2 separate regions of the Homo sapiens genome follow, and region 1 is linked to region 2. Evidence: chromatin loops called from intact Hi-C (ENCODE). Cell type or tissue: K562. All regions are shown on one strand. Each heading gives the region's core, and the rest is flanking DNA. Links, peaks and the distances in the headings are about the cores only.

Evidence for each region. Peaks named below come from ENCODE experiments on the same cell type or tissue, not always from the same donor. Only the 100,000 strongest peaks of a DNase experiment are listed, where the experiment ranks them.
Region 1: it touches region 2 in a loop (5-fold over the local background); 4 of 110 quality-filtered maps call a loop at or near these places.

Annotation. Positions count from the first base shown.
Region 1 is chr4:151,041,597-151,049,941 of GRCh38, forward strand. No RefSeq gene overlaps it. Among named protein-coding and RNA genes, the nearest start is that of LRBA, 30 kb to the left of the region's middle. In K562, for the core only: a CTCF peak has its summit at 4,521; a DNase peak (open chromatin) is centred at 4,505.
Region 2 is chr4:150,294,146-150,302,490 of GRCh38, forward strand. All of the region lies in intron 53 of LRBA (LPS responsive beige-like anchor protein), which reads right to left. Among named protein-coding and RNA genes, the nearest start is that of DCLK2, 220 kb to the left of the region's middle. In K562, for the core only: a CTCF peak has its summit at 3,917 (motif pointing right); no DNase peak of the experiment used is centred there.

The sequences.
Region 1 (8,345 bases), core at 64-8,063, 750 kb after region 2:
GGGATTACAGGCGTGAGCCACCCTGCACAGCCCAGTCTTAAGTATTTAAGGGTGAAGTACGATAAATGCAAATTATTCAACTTTTAAACAGATATATAGAGAGAAGTAAAGCAAACATGACAAAATATCAAAAATTGGAGTCAAGGTGAAGGGTATAAGGGTGTTCACTGTATTCTTTTAACTTTTCTGTAGGTTTGAAATTTTTCAAAATAAAAACGTGGAAAATTTTTTTAATAAAGAGAGAGAAAAATCCATATCCTATGGAATTTATATTCTAGTGGGAAAGCCATAGAATATACCAATAACAAATAGGTAATATAATACCATTTACAGATTGTAAATCCAAATAGGATAATAAGATAGAGGGTAGTTGTGTGGATGAGAAAGTATTTTGGATAATGTGTTTGAAAAATTTTCTCTGTAGAGGTATTCAACTGAAGGCATCAGGATGAGCCAGCCATATGAAATGAAAGTAGAAAAAGTATTCCAGGATTCCAGGTTAAGGAAACAGCAATTACAAAGGCAAACATGTCATGAAATTAAGTTGGAGAGGTAGGCAGGAACCATATTACATGAAAAAATGGGCCATGGTTATGCTTTGGATTTTAAAGTACAATGAGATGGGGCCAGACATGGTGACTCACCTGTAATCCCAGCACTATGGAAGGCTGGGGCAGGAGGATTGCCTGAGGCCAAGAGTTAAAGACCAGTCTGGGCAACATAGGTAGACCACTGTCTCTACAAAAAGTGAAAAAAGTTAGCCTGGCATAATGGCATATGCCTATAGTCCAGCTACTCGAGAGGCTGAGGTGGGAGGATCACTTGAGTCTAGAAGGTTGAGGCTCCAGTGAGCTGTGATCACACCACTGTACTCCAGCCTGGGCCAAAAAAAAAAAAAAAAACCGATGAGATGGTTGCACAACTTTGTAAATTATGTACTTTTAAGAAGTGAATTTTGGCTGGGCATGGTGGTTCACGCCTGTAATCCCAGCACTTTGGGAGGCCGAGGTGGGTGGAGGTCAGGAGTTTGAGGCCGGCCTGACCAACAGAGTCAAACCCCGTCTCTACTAAAAATATAAAAATAATCCTGGCGTGGTGGTGCATGCCTGTAATCCTAGCTACTGGGGAGGCTGAGGCAGGAAAATCACTTGAACCCGAGAAGTGGAGGTTGCAGTGAGCTGAGATTGCACCACTGCACTCCAGGCTGGGTGACAGAGTGAGACTGTCTCAAAAAAAAAAGAAAGAAAAGAAAAAAAAAGTGAATTTTGGCAGGACATGGTGGCTCACGCCTGTAGTCCCAGCACTTAGGGAGGCCAAGGCGGGCAGCTAACTTGAGGTCAGGAGTTTGAGACCAGCCCTGCCAACACGGTGAAACCTCCTCTCTACTAAAAATACAAATGTTAGCCAGGCGTGGTGGTGCCCACCTGTAGTCCCGGCTACTTGGGAGGCTAAGGTAGGAGAATTGCTTGAACTTAAGAAGGGGAGGTTACAGTGAGCCGAGATTGTGCCACTGCACTGTAGCCTGGGTGACAAAGCAAGACTGTGTCTCAAAAAAAAAAAATTTTATGGTATGTGAGTTGTATTTCAATAAAAAGTTGTTAATTAAAATAAAAATAAATTCAACAAGAACACATTGAAAGTTTTAAGTAGAGAGGTTGGGCACGGTGGCTCACACCTGTAATCCCAGCACTTTGGGAGGCCCAGTTGGGTGGATCACTTGAGCTCAGGAGTTCAAGATCAGTATAGCCAACAAGGTGAAACCCTGTCTCCATTAAAAATACAAAAATTAGCTGGGTGTGATGGCACACACCTGTCATCCCAGCTATTTGGGAGGCTGAGGCAGGAGAATCATTTGAACCCAGGAGGCAGAGGTTGCAGTGAGCCGAGATTGCACCACTGTACTCCAGCCTGGGCGACAGAGCAAGACTCCATCTCAAAAAAAAAAAAAAAGTTCACTCTGGCTGACTGCGGCTTTCTTATATCATATGTTCTTACTGCCTTGTACAATCATGTATCACTTAACAACAGGGATACGTTCTGAGAAATGCATCCTTAGGTGAAGAACTATATGATGTGAACATCATACAGTGTCCTTACACAAACTTAGATGGTACAGCCTACTACACACCTAGGCTATATGGTTTGGCGTAGTAATATAATAATGTTCTTCAGCTACAAACCTACACAGTATGTCATTGTACTGAATACTGTAAGCAATTGTAACACCATGGTAAGTATTTCTGTATCTAAACATAGAAAAAGTAGAATAAAAATATGGTATGAAAGATTTAAAAATGAGCCACATGTAGTTGTACATGCTTGTAGTACCAAGTATTCAGGAGGCTGAGTCAAAAGGAGCACTTGAGCCCAGGAATTTCAGTCCAAACTGAGCAACACAGTGAGACCACATCTCTAGGGAAAAAACCATCTCTAAGGAAAAAATAAACTCACCATGAATATAGCTTGCAGGACTGGAAGTTGCTCTAGGTGAGTCAATGAGTAAGTAGTGAGTGAATGTGAAGGCCTAGGACATTACTGCACACTACTGTAGACTTTATAAACACTGTACACTTAGGCTACACTATATTTTAAAAGTAAGTAATTGCACTATGACATTACAACAGCTACAATATCACTAGGCAATAGGAATTTTTCAGCTCCATTATAATCTGACAGGACCACCATGCAGTCAGTTGTTGACAGAAAGGTTGCTCTGCGGTGCATGACTGTATTAAGGTTCCAAATGTGTCTGATCTTTCCAACAGCCTGTAAGTGCCTGGGTAATGGGATCAATGTCCAATTTATCTTTACTTTACCCAGAATGTCCATTCCAGTGTCTTACTTGTGTTTTACATTCAGGGAATATTTGCAAAGTTAAAGAATTAACAAAAGAAAAACCACATCTCCATGATAACTATATATTCTGTATGTCTTACACAATTAACATTTTTGGAATAAAAAATCAGTGTGCAGGCCAGGCATGGTGGCTCATGCCTGTAATCCCAGCACTTGCAGAGGCCAAGACGGGAGGATTGTTTGAGGCCAAGAGTTCAAGACCAGCCTGGGCGACATAGTGAGACCCTGTATCTACAAAAAAATACAAAAATTGGCCAGGTGTTGTGGCATGTGCCTGTAGTCCCAGCTACTTGGGAGGCTGTGGCAAGAGAATCACTTGAGCCCAGGAGGTCAAGGCTGCAGTGAGCCGTTTTTACGCCACTGCACTCCAGCCTAGGCAACAGAGCAAGATTCTGTCTCAAAAAAAAAAAAATTAAAACACACACAAAAAAACTGTGCAAATATATATTCAATCTGGTTTATAATTTTAATTAAATGTCATTGGTATAAAATACCCCAAGACAGTTCTGTTCAGTCATAAGATTGTTTTGGGGTGACTTCTGATTTTAGTTTTGTATATTTTACCATATTTTTCAAGTTTCCTACAAATGCACTTGTAATGCTTTTTTTTTTTTTTTTTTTCCCATACAGAGTCTTACTCTGTCACCCAGGCTGGAGTGTAGTGTCATAATCACAAAATCGTGGCTCACTGCAGCCTCAGCCTCCTGGGTGATCCTCCCACCTCAGCCTCCTGAGTAGCTGGGACAAAAGGTATGTACCATGCTGGGTTAATTTTTTATTTTTAGTAGAGATGGGGTCTTGCTATGTTGCCCAGGCTGGTCTTGAACTCCTGGGCTCAAGCAATCTGCCTGTCTCGGCCTCCCAAAGTGCTGGGATTACAGGCATGAGCCACTGTGCCCAGCCCGTAATACTTCTATATTCAAAAAAACAAGTGGCTTTTTTTAAGCCCTTGAAATACTCAACTCTTCTAAATTATAATATGCAGACACACAAAAAAGATTACGATGATTAACTTAAGAAACTGAGTACAGTCATGTGCTGTATAATAACTGTTCAATGATGGACCACATATACCGTGGTGGTCCTATAAGATTATAATACCAGGCCAGGTGAGGTGGCTCAAATCTGTAATCTCAGCATTTAAGGAGGCAGAGGCAGGAGGATCGCTTGAACCAAGCAGTTCTAGACGAGCCTGGGTGGCATAGTGAGACCTCATCTTTATTTATTTAAAAAATTTAAATTAAAAATTTTAAAGATTATATCATATTTGTATGTGGTACAGTTGTCGACAGTATTCAGTACAGTAACATGCTGTATAGGTGTATAGCCTAGGCGCAACAGGCTCTACCATGTAGCCTAGGTGTGCAGTAGGCTGTACCATCTAAGTTCGTTTGAGTGCACTCTGTGATGTTCCCACAACATCAAAATCACCTAATGACGCCTTTCTCAGAACATATCCTGGTCATTAAGAACACAGGACTGTATACATAATCCAAGAATGATTCCTGCCCAAATTTGGTACCTGCAGGGTTTTTCCACACCCAGTTGAGGCCACTTATTCATTTGTTTATTCATCAATAAAATACTGTCAGGCCAGGGCTAATAGTTACAGAACTCTGGGGGAGGGTCGGGGTATAGGGCCCATTGACATAGAATACAGTGTGAATGCGCCCTCTGGAGTTGTGTAACATTTAAGCACTAAGCAGGTACTGTTCAGGCACGGTGCAAGCTCTGGAAATAAAACAATGGATAAGGCAGTTCTCACATTGTGTTACAAAAGCATGTTAAATTATCTGTCTCTCCCAATGTGAGGCCAGGAACCAGGTAGATGTTAAGTCAGATTTCTTTTCTTTTCTTTTGAGTCTTGCTCTGTCACCCAGGCTGGAGTGCAGTGGCACAATCTTGGCTCACTGCAACCTCCACCTCCCAGGTTCAAGCAATTCTTGTGCCTCAGCCTCTGGAGTAACCCGCCACCACACCCGGCTGATTTTTGTATTTTTAGTAGAGATGGGGTTTCACCATATTAGCCAGGCTGGTCTCAAACTCCTGACCTCAAGTGATCCACCCACCTTGGCCTCCCAAAGTGCTGGGATTACAGACGTGAGGCCACATGTAACATGTGTGTACAGGTGTACAGGCCACTGCGCCAGGCCATGAACAGATTTCTGAAGCAGGTGATGACTGAGGCGTTTACCCAGCAGAGAAGGGATAGAGTCAAAGAGGTTTCCAATCAGAAAAAAGCAGCGAGTGGGAAGGCAAAACGGGATTGTGTTTGACAAGTTCTGTTTGTCTGGGAAAAAGAGCAGGAGTAAGGGAGTGGAAAGAGACTTATACTGGAGGGATGTGTAAATCACAACGAAGAATTTAGACTTAATCCTAAAGGCCAGGGGAATCAGTAAAGAGCTTTAAAGAGGAGAATGGCTTGATCAGATTTGTGCATTCCCAAACTAGACAACTGGAATAGAGGTACCTCTGACTGAAGTCAGGAAGCCCTGTTTAGAAACTATAGCCTAAAACCAGGGGGTCATAACCTGGGACCTATGGTAGATTGAACTTGAATGCAAAAAAAAAATAAAAAATAAAATAAATCTTCTTTTACCAATCTCTAATCGAAATTTAAGATTTCCTCCTATTATGAATATAGGCAATAAATCCTAGTATTATTAACAACAGCTGTGACTCTACAACCACCAGAAGGAGTCAGACATTTTCACAAGACATCCCATCTTGAAGACTTTTTTTTTTTTTTTTTTTTTGAGATAGAGTTTCACTCTTGTTGCCCAGGCTGGTGTGCAACAGCACGATCTCGGCTCACCGCAACGTCCCCCTCCCAGGTTCAAGCAATTTTCCCACCTCAGCCTCCCGAGTAGCTGGGATTATAGGCACACGCCACCACACCTGGCTAATTTTGTATTTTTAGTAGAGATGGCGTTTCACCATGTTGATCAAGCTGGTCTCGAACTCCCAACCTAGGTGATCCACCCGCCTCAGCCTCTCAAAGTGCTGGGATTACAGGCATGAGCCACTGTGCCCGGCCAAAGATATATTAAAAAATTTTTTTTTTTAATTTTTCGAGACAGGGTCTCACAAGGTTGCCCAGGCTGGAGTACAGTGACTTTTTTTTTTTTTTTTTGAAATAGAGTTTCGCTCTTGTTGCCCAGGCTGGAGTGCAATGGCGCGATCTAGGCTCACTGCAACCTCTGCCTCCCAGGTTCAAGCAATTCTCCTGCCTCAGCCTCCTGAGCAGCTGGGATTATAGGCATGTGCCACCGTGCCCGGCTGATTTTGTATTTTTAGTAGAGACGGGGTTTCTACATGTTGGTCAGGCTAGTCTCAACTCCCCACCTCAAGTGATTCGCCCGCCTTAGCCTCCCAAAGTGCTGGGATGACAGGCGTGAGCCACCGCACCCGGCCATGCAGTGGCTTTTCACAGGCATAATCATAGCACACTACAGCCACAAGCTCCTGGGTGCAAATGACCCTCCTGCCTCAGCCTGAGTATCTGGGACTACATGTACACTCCATCACACCTGGTTACTGCAAATATCTTAAAACATTATTTATCTTCATTGCTACTGTGAAATTATAGTAGTTATACCCATTGCTAGACCTTGTTATTAATGGGTTGACAAATACATACATATATTGCACCTGTGTTTTAAATAGTCTGGTAACTGCACTGCAATATAATAGTTTCCTACTTTATACATTTAAAGCCATTATTCTGGGGCAAGTGCGTAGGCTTTACCAGATGGACAAAGTAGACTGACACCAAAAGGCTCAAAGTCCCTTCTCAGGCTCTAGTTCTACTGAAATACCTGTGGCTCCTCTAAAGAAGCAAGCTTCCCTCTCTAACCTTCCCCTACTTGCCCAATCTCTTCGGCTTTGTTTTTGTTGTTGTTGTTGTTGTTTGTTTGGTTTGTTTGTTTTGAGATGAGTCTCGCTCTGTTGCCCAGGCTGGAGTTCAGTGGTGCGATCTTGGCTCACTGCAACCTCCACCTCCTGGGTTCAAGCGATTCTCCTGCCTCAGCCTCCCTGGTAGCTGGGATTACATGCGCTCACCAGGACGCCCGGCTAATTTTTGTATTTTTAGTAGAGACGGGGATTCGCCATGTTGGCCGGGCTGGTCTCAAACTCCTGACCTCAGGTGATCCACCCGCCTTGGCCTCCCAAATTGCTGGGATTACAGGCCTGAGCCACCGCGCCCATCCTCTTCTGCTTTATTTTGTTTATTATTATTTTTGGTGAGGAGAGGAGGAAGCTCTCCCCGTTCTAAAAGCTTTAAATGCCAGTTATTTTCTTCACCCTCAGACAAACTCCTTCAGACCTCGCTTGGGGAGCCTCTGCACCCAACCCTCCCCCAGGAGGTTGTCCTTCCTATGTGCTCTCATGACAGCCTGTTTTTACCCCAAACATAGTGCTTACCAGAGAGATCCAGCACCCCACAATTTAACATTTGAGCTTTTAAATATCACAAGTCGCCCTGAAACTCCAGGAAATGCAGTAATTTGCCAGTCCACTAAGGCATGATGTCAAATTGCTACCGCCGGGATGGAGTTACAGCTCCTGAGGCCCCAGTGGGCGTGTGTTACCGTGTGCTGTTTCAGTTTAGCCATCCTCAGTTTAGCCATCCGCAGGCGGCTTGTGCTAGCTCACTTAGACCCCTGCCTTATTGCAAGGACAGAGGGCTTTCTGTGTCCCGGGGTTTCTTGCCATGGTGTAGCGGAAGAATCAAGGACAGGTTGGATTGGAGAATGAGTGCAAGGTTTTACTGAGTGGAAGTAGCTCTCAGCAGATAGGAGAGCCAGAAGGAAGATGGAGTGGGAAGGCGGTTTTCTCCTGGAGTGGGGCTGCTCAGCGGCCTGGGCTCTCCTCCAACCGCCCTGGCCAAACTCACCGTGGTCCTACTGGAGGATGGTCTGCCGGAGGATGGCCTGCCGGAGGATGGCCTGCCGGAGGATGGCCTGCCGCAGGATGGCCTGCCGGAGGATGGCCTGCCGCAGTCTTCAGGTGTGCTCTTCCGCCAGAGCCCAGCCACTATGTGTTCTTACGCCTGTGTGTTCCTCTCCAAGTGGAGCCGCTCCTGCCGGCCTGCTAGGGTCTCGGGTGCTTTTATAGGCACGGGATGGGGGCGTGGCGGACCAGAGTGGTCTTGAGAAATGCAACATTTAGGCAAGAAAACAAAAATGCGTGTCCTCACCTAGGTTCGTGGGCACAGGCCTGGGGGTGGAGCCCTAGCCAGGGACCCCTCCCTTCTCTACCCAGCACTTCCCTGCCCCTCTTCCGTATCAATGCCACCCCCAGGGGCCATATGGGGCCTAACAATAGGTGCTCAATAAATGGTTTCCTGGTTAAGGAAAGGAGGAATCCCAAGAATCTTGCCTTCTCTTACCCACAGGGAATCTCCTGGAGGTCATGGCCTCCATCTTGATCTTACTGAATTCCTAGCTCCTAGAATAGTGCCTGGCTGATAAAAAGTACTCTCAATT
Region 2 (8,345 bases), core at 220-8,219:
GAAAATGGGTTTATATGAGTGTGTACCTGCAAGTGTATACTTAAAAGTATACCCCTTAAATGTATATTTGAAAAATACAAAATCTTACCATGACATGTACTGTCATAAGAACTCAGTATAATACAGTTGTCTTTTTGTGTCTCTCGCAAATACTAAGAATGCTTTAGTGATAGGATTGCATCAACTTCTCTATAGCTGATATTCTAATTAAATGTATAGTTTAGATAACTCTGACCTAGACTGCCTGAGTTTAAATCTAGGCTCCAGCACTTGCTAGCTATGTGAGCTCCCTTGGGCAAGTTTCCATAATTCTAGTAAGGAGATCCTAAAAGTGTCAAGGCCCAGGGCAGAAAGTAAAGGCATATTTATAATTTCTCCATGCCTCATCTATAAGTCAAGGATACTAACAGTAGATACCACACAGGGCTACTGTGAAGATTAATGAGTTAATATGTAAAGCACTCAGGATGGTGCCTGGCATGTAGTGAGCACCCATTAGTATCATATAAGTAGTAGTAGCAGCAGGCCAGGCGCAGTGGCTCACGCCTGTAATCCCAGCACTTTGGGAGGCCAAGGTGGGCGGATCACAAGGTCAGGAGATTGAGACCATCATGGCCAACATGGTGAAACCCTGTCTCTACTAAAAATACAAAAAAATTATCTGGGCGCGCTGGCGCCCACATGTAGTCCCAGCTACTCGGGAGCTAAGTCAGGAGAATTGCTTGAACCTGGGAGGTGGAGGTTGCAGTGAGCCAAGATCCCACCACTGCACTCCAGCCTGGTGACAGAGAGATACTCTGTCTCTTAAAAAAAAAAAATAGTAGTAGTAGTAGCAACAGAATGATCCCTTTTTTCACTCTGTTATAAACACTCCTTTCATTGAAAGTATATTTCATCCTATGCTGCATAAAAGCTAATTAGAGATGGTTCTCTCCTTGATAATTCATATAAATTCTGATACAACTACTAATATTTGGCAGCCTAGAGGCTAACAGTGGGGAGTGAAGGTACAGTACAGTAATTTGGTGCATTCCCCAAATTAAAATAGCTTTTTTTTTTTTTTTTTTTTTTTTTAAGACAGGGTCTCACTCTGTTGCCCAGGCTGGAGTGCAATGGTGCAACCACAGATCACTGCAGCCTTGACCTCCCTGGGCTAAGGTGGTCCTCCCACTTCAGCCTCCTGAGTAGCTGGGACTACAGGCACCACACCCAGCTAATTTTTTTTACTTCTTGTAGAGACAGCGTCTCCCTATGTTGCCCATGCTGGTTTTGAACTCCTGGGCTCAAACAATACCCTTGTCTTGGCCTCCCAAAATGCTAGGATTATAGGCATGAGCCACTGTGCCCGGCCTAAAGTATCTTTATTGTCTCTGATTATCAAGGTAGTACATGCTCATTATAAAACATTCAGATACTTCAGTAAAGTATGATGAAGAAAATGAAAAATTGCTTCCAAATCCCACTACCTATAAATAAATGTTGCTAATATATGTCTTGTGATCATTTCATACTTTTTCTATGCATAAATGTACATAGAATACAAGTGTATACACATATAGGCATAGGTACTTACATATGTAGCTTCGTGATCTTTTACACTTAGCAATACAAAGAGTGTATCCCTCCATGTCAATATTACAAATTTATAGTATCTTTGTTAATGCCTGTACAGGACTTCATTACATGGACATATCATTACTATACTTAACTAATGTGCTTCTTTTTTCCTACTTGCTTGAGACTTCATTTGTTGTTTTCCCATGGAGGGGCTTGGTCTTTGGTTCTAGGTAAGCTATGGCTCCTGTAGCTGCATATGAGTGTCTGGTAACATAAACATGGTAAAATTCTACCCCCCAAAAAGAAAACAGGTAGAAAATTTGCTGAAGTGAAATCTTATTCAGATTTGTTGCAATGCAACATTGTCTGATTTTTATGAATATAAATTAAAACTGAAAATTGGTTTTATCTATTTATCCTAAATACCCAAATTATTTAAAATTCTTTATAATACATCCTCCTTAACATTTTTAATGTTCTTTTGTTAAAAATACGTAAGTAAGGGACTCTGAAAACTATAGAGGAGTTTCATATCTTTAGCTATTAAACACTCCTGACCCCACTCACCCAAAGGAAATAAGGCAGTCTCTCAGTTGTGCAAAGTTACAAGCTACAAGAATGAAAGCTTAAAAAGCTCAACAGTCATGCAGCCTTAAGCCACAAAAGGCAGAAACAATTCAGAGAATTTTTTTCCTATATAAAAACACTTCAAATCCAAAATCTGAAGTCTTATCAAACACATTCATTTTCTCACTTGAATGTGAAAAAAATTACTGTTAAAAAATTACCAGATAAATGAAATGTAATGATATACTTAGATAATGGCCCTGTTAAAAGACCAAGAAAATCAATTTTTAAAAATTTGTTAACACTTATAAACTTCTGCTCTGTAAAGCGATATAAATGAGCATAGCACATAAAAATTGAGGTAACTAGAAAAAATAGGGTTTAACTGTTGCTTCGTAAAAAAAAAATCAGAGATTTAAATATTGAATTTCATATAAAAATGGTTATCTTTTCATAAATTATCAGTAATATCTAGAGTAAAATGTGAGTTACATAGGCACAAAGCTGTCGTAGAATTTCTCTTACGAAATGAGCGTTTTTGGAAGGTAGTAAAGTCAGTCTACTATGTTGTTCCAGGAAGCTTTAATTAAGTGTATCCTTGGTAGTTCTACCAATAATGTTATGGACCACCCCCCCGCGCCCACCCCCACCGCCGGCACAGAGTTCTGCAATATTTTAAAAGCAGAAGAATCCTACGTTTAGTTGACTAGAAGGAATTTTTACTTTCTTAGACTAATGCCAACTATTGTTTGAAATTAAATTTCCCATATGAGCATAAAGTGTCAAGACAACTTTCTTTGGCATGGCACTATTAAAAAGGTCTACATATGAAGATACTCAATCTGAGGGTATAAATCATCAATTCTTCTGTTCTCATATTTATATGGCTATAACCTATGGGCTGAATGGTACAGTCATTTTTCTCTGCAACCAAACAAGGTAAATAAATGTGATATATTGGCATATCACCCCACCACTCTGCATATGGTGCACATTAAGGTTGTATTCATTTGCCATATGAATATAATTCCTTTTTACCACATCTACTATTAGTTACAAGCAGTAAATACAGAGTTGTTTTGCTGGAACTTGAGGGCCTGCATTGCATCATGGAGCACTAAACATCCTGGACCTTCTGGAGAATTTCATAGACATACTTTTAATGTCACCTGAACTTGAACACTGCCAACATACCATTTGAAAACGCTTCTTGATAAATGCTTCAAGGAAAAAATAAAAATACAGGGTAGCTGTAGTGTGACAGTACATTCCAAATGCAGGCCCAGAAGGGAAGGTCTTGATGAGACACACACAAGAACTCTTGTTCCTGACAAAGGATCAGATCAAGAGTCATATCCAGGTATAAAATGGTTTCTTGTTTCAAGCATTACTTTCTTATTCAGAATCTAGTGAACATAAGGAACCTAAACATAAAATACCATCCAAATAACTTCCTCAACGGTAACTTATTGAAGAGCTGTGATCAAGAAGCTAACAAGTTTATTTCATCACCAACTGTGGTGCTTTGTTTCATTAGGCAAATATTGTGCTTGCTTTTTCCTTACACAAAATATTTATCGTACAGTTGCAAATCCAGGTTAGGGTAGGGTAAAAGGAGGAGTAAAGTGATTTCTTTTTAAGAACTCATATGGTTCAACACAAATGTACATACCTTGACATTTGTGACCCTTAAATAATATATCACAGGCAATTAAAAACAAAGTACACCTGTCTTAACCAAGTACCAATTTTCATGTTTCCCAACATTAAGTCCCCAAATGCATCCAGCAGATGGTGCTCTAGGACACCTACTTACAGAGAGTAATATTGTTTATATTACATCCACCTAAATTTTGGCAAGACAAAGAATAAGAATTTATCAGTAGCTTCAGTAAAACATACTAGGCTTCACAATAAAAAGGACATAATTCCTAAATATGTGTACAAAAATATGCATACACATAAGCACATGTGCACAGAGGCAGCCAGTAAATAATTCACACCTGGACATGTTATGATACTACTTTTCTTACAGACTTGATGAGTAGTCTATGTGTATCAGTAGTATTTATAGTCACATGGCAAGATCATTCTAAATTCATTAAAAAAAATTTAGAATGCCTTAAAGTTAGAATTCATTTTTAATTATAGCAGGAATGTCTCATTAGGGTGATACTAGTAAAATTAACAACAGTAGGATTTACGGTAATGACTTAAGTGATTGATGAGCGTATAACAAAATGAAGTTTTAGACAGAGAAAAAGCAGGGCAGCTATGGCATACAGTACTTTAAAAAACAGCTCTGTGGTCTGTTAGTGCTAGCCTTATGGTTAATAAAACCTTCTTTCTAATTAACGGTGCTGAAATATTCTTAAAGAACAGAATCTTGTTGTTATGAAGAAAAGTTAGGTTTTTTTCTCAGTAGACGCCAATCCCATAAAGGAGAAAGCTGACATAGATTAGCATGTCTGATTGCAATGAGGAAAAGAAAAAAAATGCCACCTTTCAATCAAATCAAAACCAGAATGCGAGAATGGAAAATGTATTACTGAAATACTACACACACAAATCTGTGCAACACCCTCACAGTTAGCAACCATTTGCTTCTGAAGCTGATCGAATGTGGCTTTAAAAGATATTATTCAGATATCTAAAAATACCTAATAAACATTTAATTTTTTAAATCCATGTTTATGAATATAAAAGTGAATAAATAATAACTGTTTTGTATATATTCATCTTGCTTATCTAAATAAGATCATGTCAAAGTTTAAAGTATTTATTTATCAATGGAATGCACTGGGGAACATTTTCTCCAAAATTTAAAAATGTACAGTCTGGAGAGCATTATTCTGAAGGTGAAATAACTATCTCAGGAAAAGCACTTTGGTGACAAGGCTCAGTCCTAAAACACAGAGTACTAGGACAAGGAGAGAGAGATGCCATGCTTTCATGTACAAAACATCTCTCAGTGAAATATTCTTGGTTAATTTCATTTTTTAAATCCCTAATTAAATGGAATCCTATATTCATTTTTCTTCTCATTGAAAAAACTGCATTCCACAGGAGATAATTATTACAAAACAATAGAGTCAAAGATGAAAAACTATCTGGTATACAGGAAAATAAGCCTTTTGCTATGTAGTCTAGGCAGGCTTCATAAAACATTTACACTTTTTAAAGCCCCAAATTACAGTATTTATAGGTTTTACACTTGATCTTAGCCAAAAGGCTGAGAAGCGATGTATTTATAGGTTTTATCCAGTTTGAATTAGCCTGAGATTGCCAAAGCAGTATGTATATTAATATTAGATAATATGATATTTTTAAAACTTTGTCATACAGCTATCAACTTTACATATAACATCAATATTAGATATGGAAAAAACAGTGTATGTAGGCTTATGACCCTAGAAAGTAAAATGACTACCTATTCCCATGATTTTTTAAATAAAAAAACCCTGAGATAGACCTATAAAATGCAGAAAAAGCAATAACCTGGTTTTCTTTTATCTATTTTCCCTTCAAGAAAGAAAAAGTCTACAATAAAAAATTTAAAGTTGAGGTATTAATGTGCATTTATAGAACATATTGCAATTATATGTATATACACGCTTCACCACTTCTTAAAGGTCATTTACATTGTATCTAAGAGGTACAATATAGGAATACACATAACCTAAAACCCTTCATCTGAAAAGCTCTGACTTCAGCAGCTGCATTGTGGAACCATCAATGAGCCAGAGGCTTATAAAATCCGAACCAGCTTGCATGAATGTTTGAAACAGTTTACACACGGTAACAATGTCTTTGTTTTTGTTTGTCATTTTCTTTTGAAAAGCGTAGATTGCATTTTCCATTTTTCTATTCTAATATGTGTAAATTCTCATTATAAGAAAAAGTGCCTATTTGTCTTTCTCCTGGATTCATCTTTCAAAGCTGAAGCAAAATTAAATCGGGGCATCAGACATTATACAGGGGCTTGAAAGGATAAGGTTCACTTTGAGAAAGGTAATTTAATTCAGTCAAGATACATTACAATTTTCTAAAATTTTTATTAGATGTGCTGTTATATTATTCTTTTATTGTTTTTCTTTTCATTGCTAGCATTACTAGGAGGTAATGTCCACCATACTGCAGACAATGAGAGGGTATAGATGAAGTACGCTATGAAAAATATAACATTATAATATTTACTCTAATGCCAACAAGATGGTGTTTTGTGGTGATTTATTTGCTCTAATCATCCTGTGCTTCTGATAACACCTTAACTCAGTTCTGTTGTTGCTTTCATTTTACAGACAAGACAGAAGGACCACAGCAAAGCTTGGAACTTAGATTTTTTTTTTACTACAAACCCCAGGATTTGTTCAGTCCTACTTAATTCGTTTTTTAAAGGCCATGCATGTAAAAACAATCTCTAGGTTGAGTTACAAAGTATTTAAACATATGAAAATATATTTAAATGTATACATATATCATGATATATATCATACTTTCTTCCTTTGCGAAGAGCTGAAAATTCCTAACTTTAAGGCATACTTAACTTTCTGAAATGCAATAGTAATTACATACAAGTGTAGCTAATAGGTCTTTAGCTGCTTTTTAGAATACACATTGGTAATGACGGTGTATAACATAGAGAACATGATTAAGTAAAATAAAACAAGAAACCAAGAACCCAAATATCTATGTGTGTTCAGATTTCTTTATGTGCATGAAATACCTTACATTTTTAAGGCAAGAAAAAGTTCTTAAATATTTTGAGATAAATAGCAAAATGGTAGATTTATTATCAATTTTAAATATAGGTTTGCCTGAGATAATTGAGTGAATCTCGGTAACTGGATTTACAGAAACCAGAAAAAAGAAATTGAAAGGAGTCACTTATTCTAAGAGGACAGACAGGAAGAAGGACCAGAATATTGTGTTCATGATGAAAAGAACATGGTACTTTTCAAAAGAATATGAAAAACAAAATCCCTGAAATTTGCATCTTTGTAATTTCTATTGTAATTACAGAGATGTCTGTATAAATGTGAAATACATGTACACCTACTCCCCGACATATACACACACTACAATTTGATCACAAAGTCTGTATTATCAATAGCATCACAGGCTTAACATTATTTTTCATATCCTATTTGCATAGGAAATTATCCCTTTTTTGATTAAAACAGGAAATATCTATTAGACGTTCATTGAATAAAAACTGTATTTACCTATCACATCAAAGTCTATAATGTACATAATAAGAAACAGCTTTGAAAAATACTTCACACACACTTCTTTTAACATTATACTAGCATTTGACTAAATGTTTTGAAAAAAAGGTTCATTTTCATACAAATATTATACATTTAAGAACAGCTTTGAGAAGTCAATCCAAGATATGATGGACTTAAACATATTTAGACCATTTCACAATCTGGGGTGGAGTGACAGAGCAAGGACCGGGTATTCAGGTAAAGTCATCAGGAAGAATGTGATCCTTCCTTAACCAAATACATTGCAACTTGCCTTAAATTAAGAAACTGTAAATATTTAAGAGCAGTTAAAATGCTCTACCTTCTGAAGTAAAAATCTAAAGCTATTCTTGCAGGAATTCTACAGTGTTGTCATAATCATTTTAATTAAATTCTCATTTTTCAGGTGGTCCCTTTAATTGTTTTTTCCTACTTCTTAATGTGTTTTTCTAAAGCCATTTCTTTTCTGCAGCTGTGTGCGATTGGTTTTAATGGTAGCTGCTTCCTTTTTTGCCTTCTGTGAATTACAATTTTAAATGGTTACACATTTTTTGTTTTACTGCCTTCAGCATAGTTTCATAAAGATGTTTAAGGCTGTTGGTGAACATTTTCATTTCCCATCTGAAAAACCAAGAGCCAATTTGAGTATTCCACATTGGCCTTTTATGACCTGTTTTATCTTTTTAATACATAAATGAAAGCATAATTTTATCAAGACTAGTTTGTTTCTATGAAATTATTATTTTTATTTTGTTCTTTTAAAATATGAATTCAATAAACAAGGTAATATGTGATTGCTCTTTTATGCTGTATCTTCATGAATAAAAACTACTTTATTTGGTGACAGCTATTTCCAATGAAGAACTAGAATTTTTGGATCATAAGAATAGCCTATAATATGAAACATAAGATTTCATGCTTAGATTTTAATTATCAATGGTCACAAAATTGATAATGAGGCTATTTGGATCA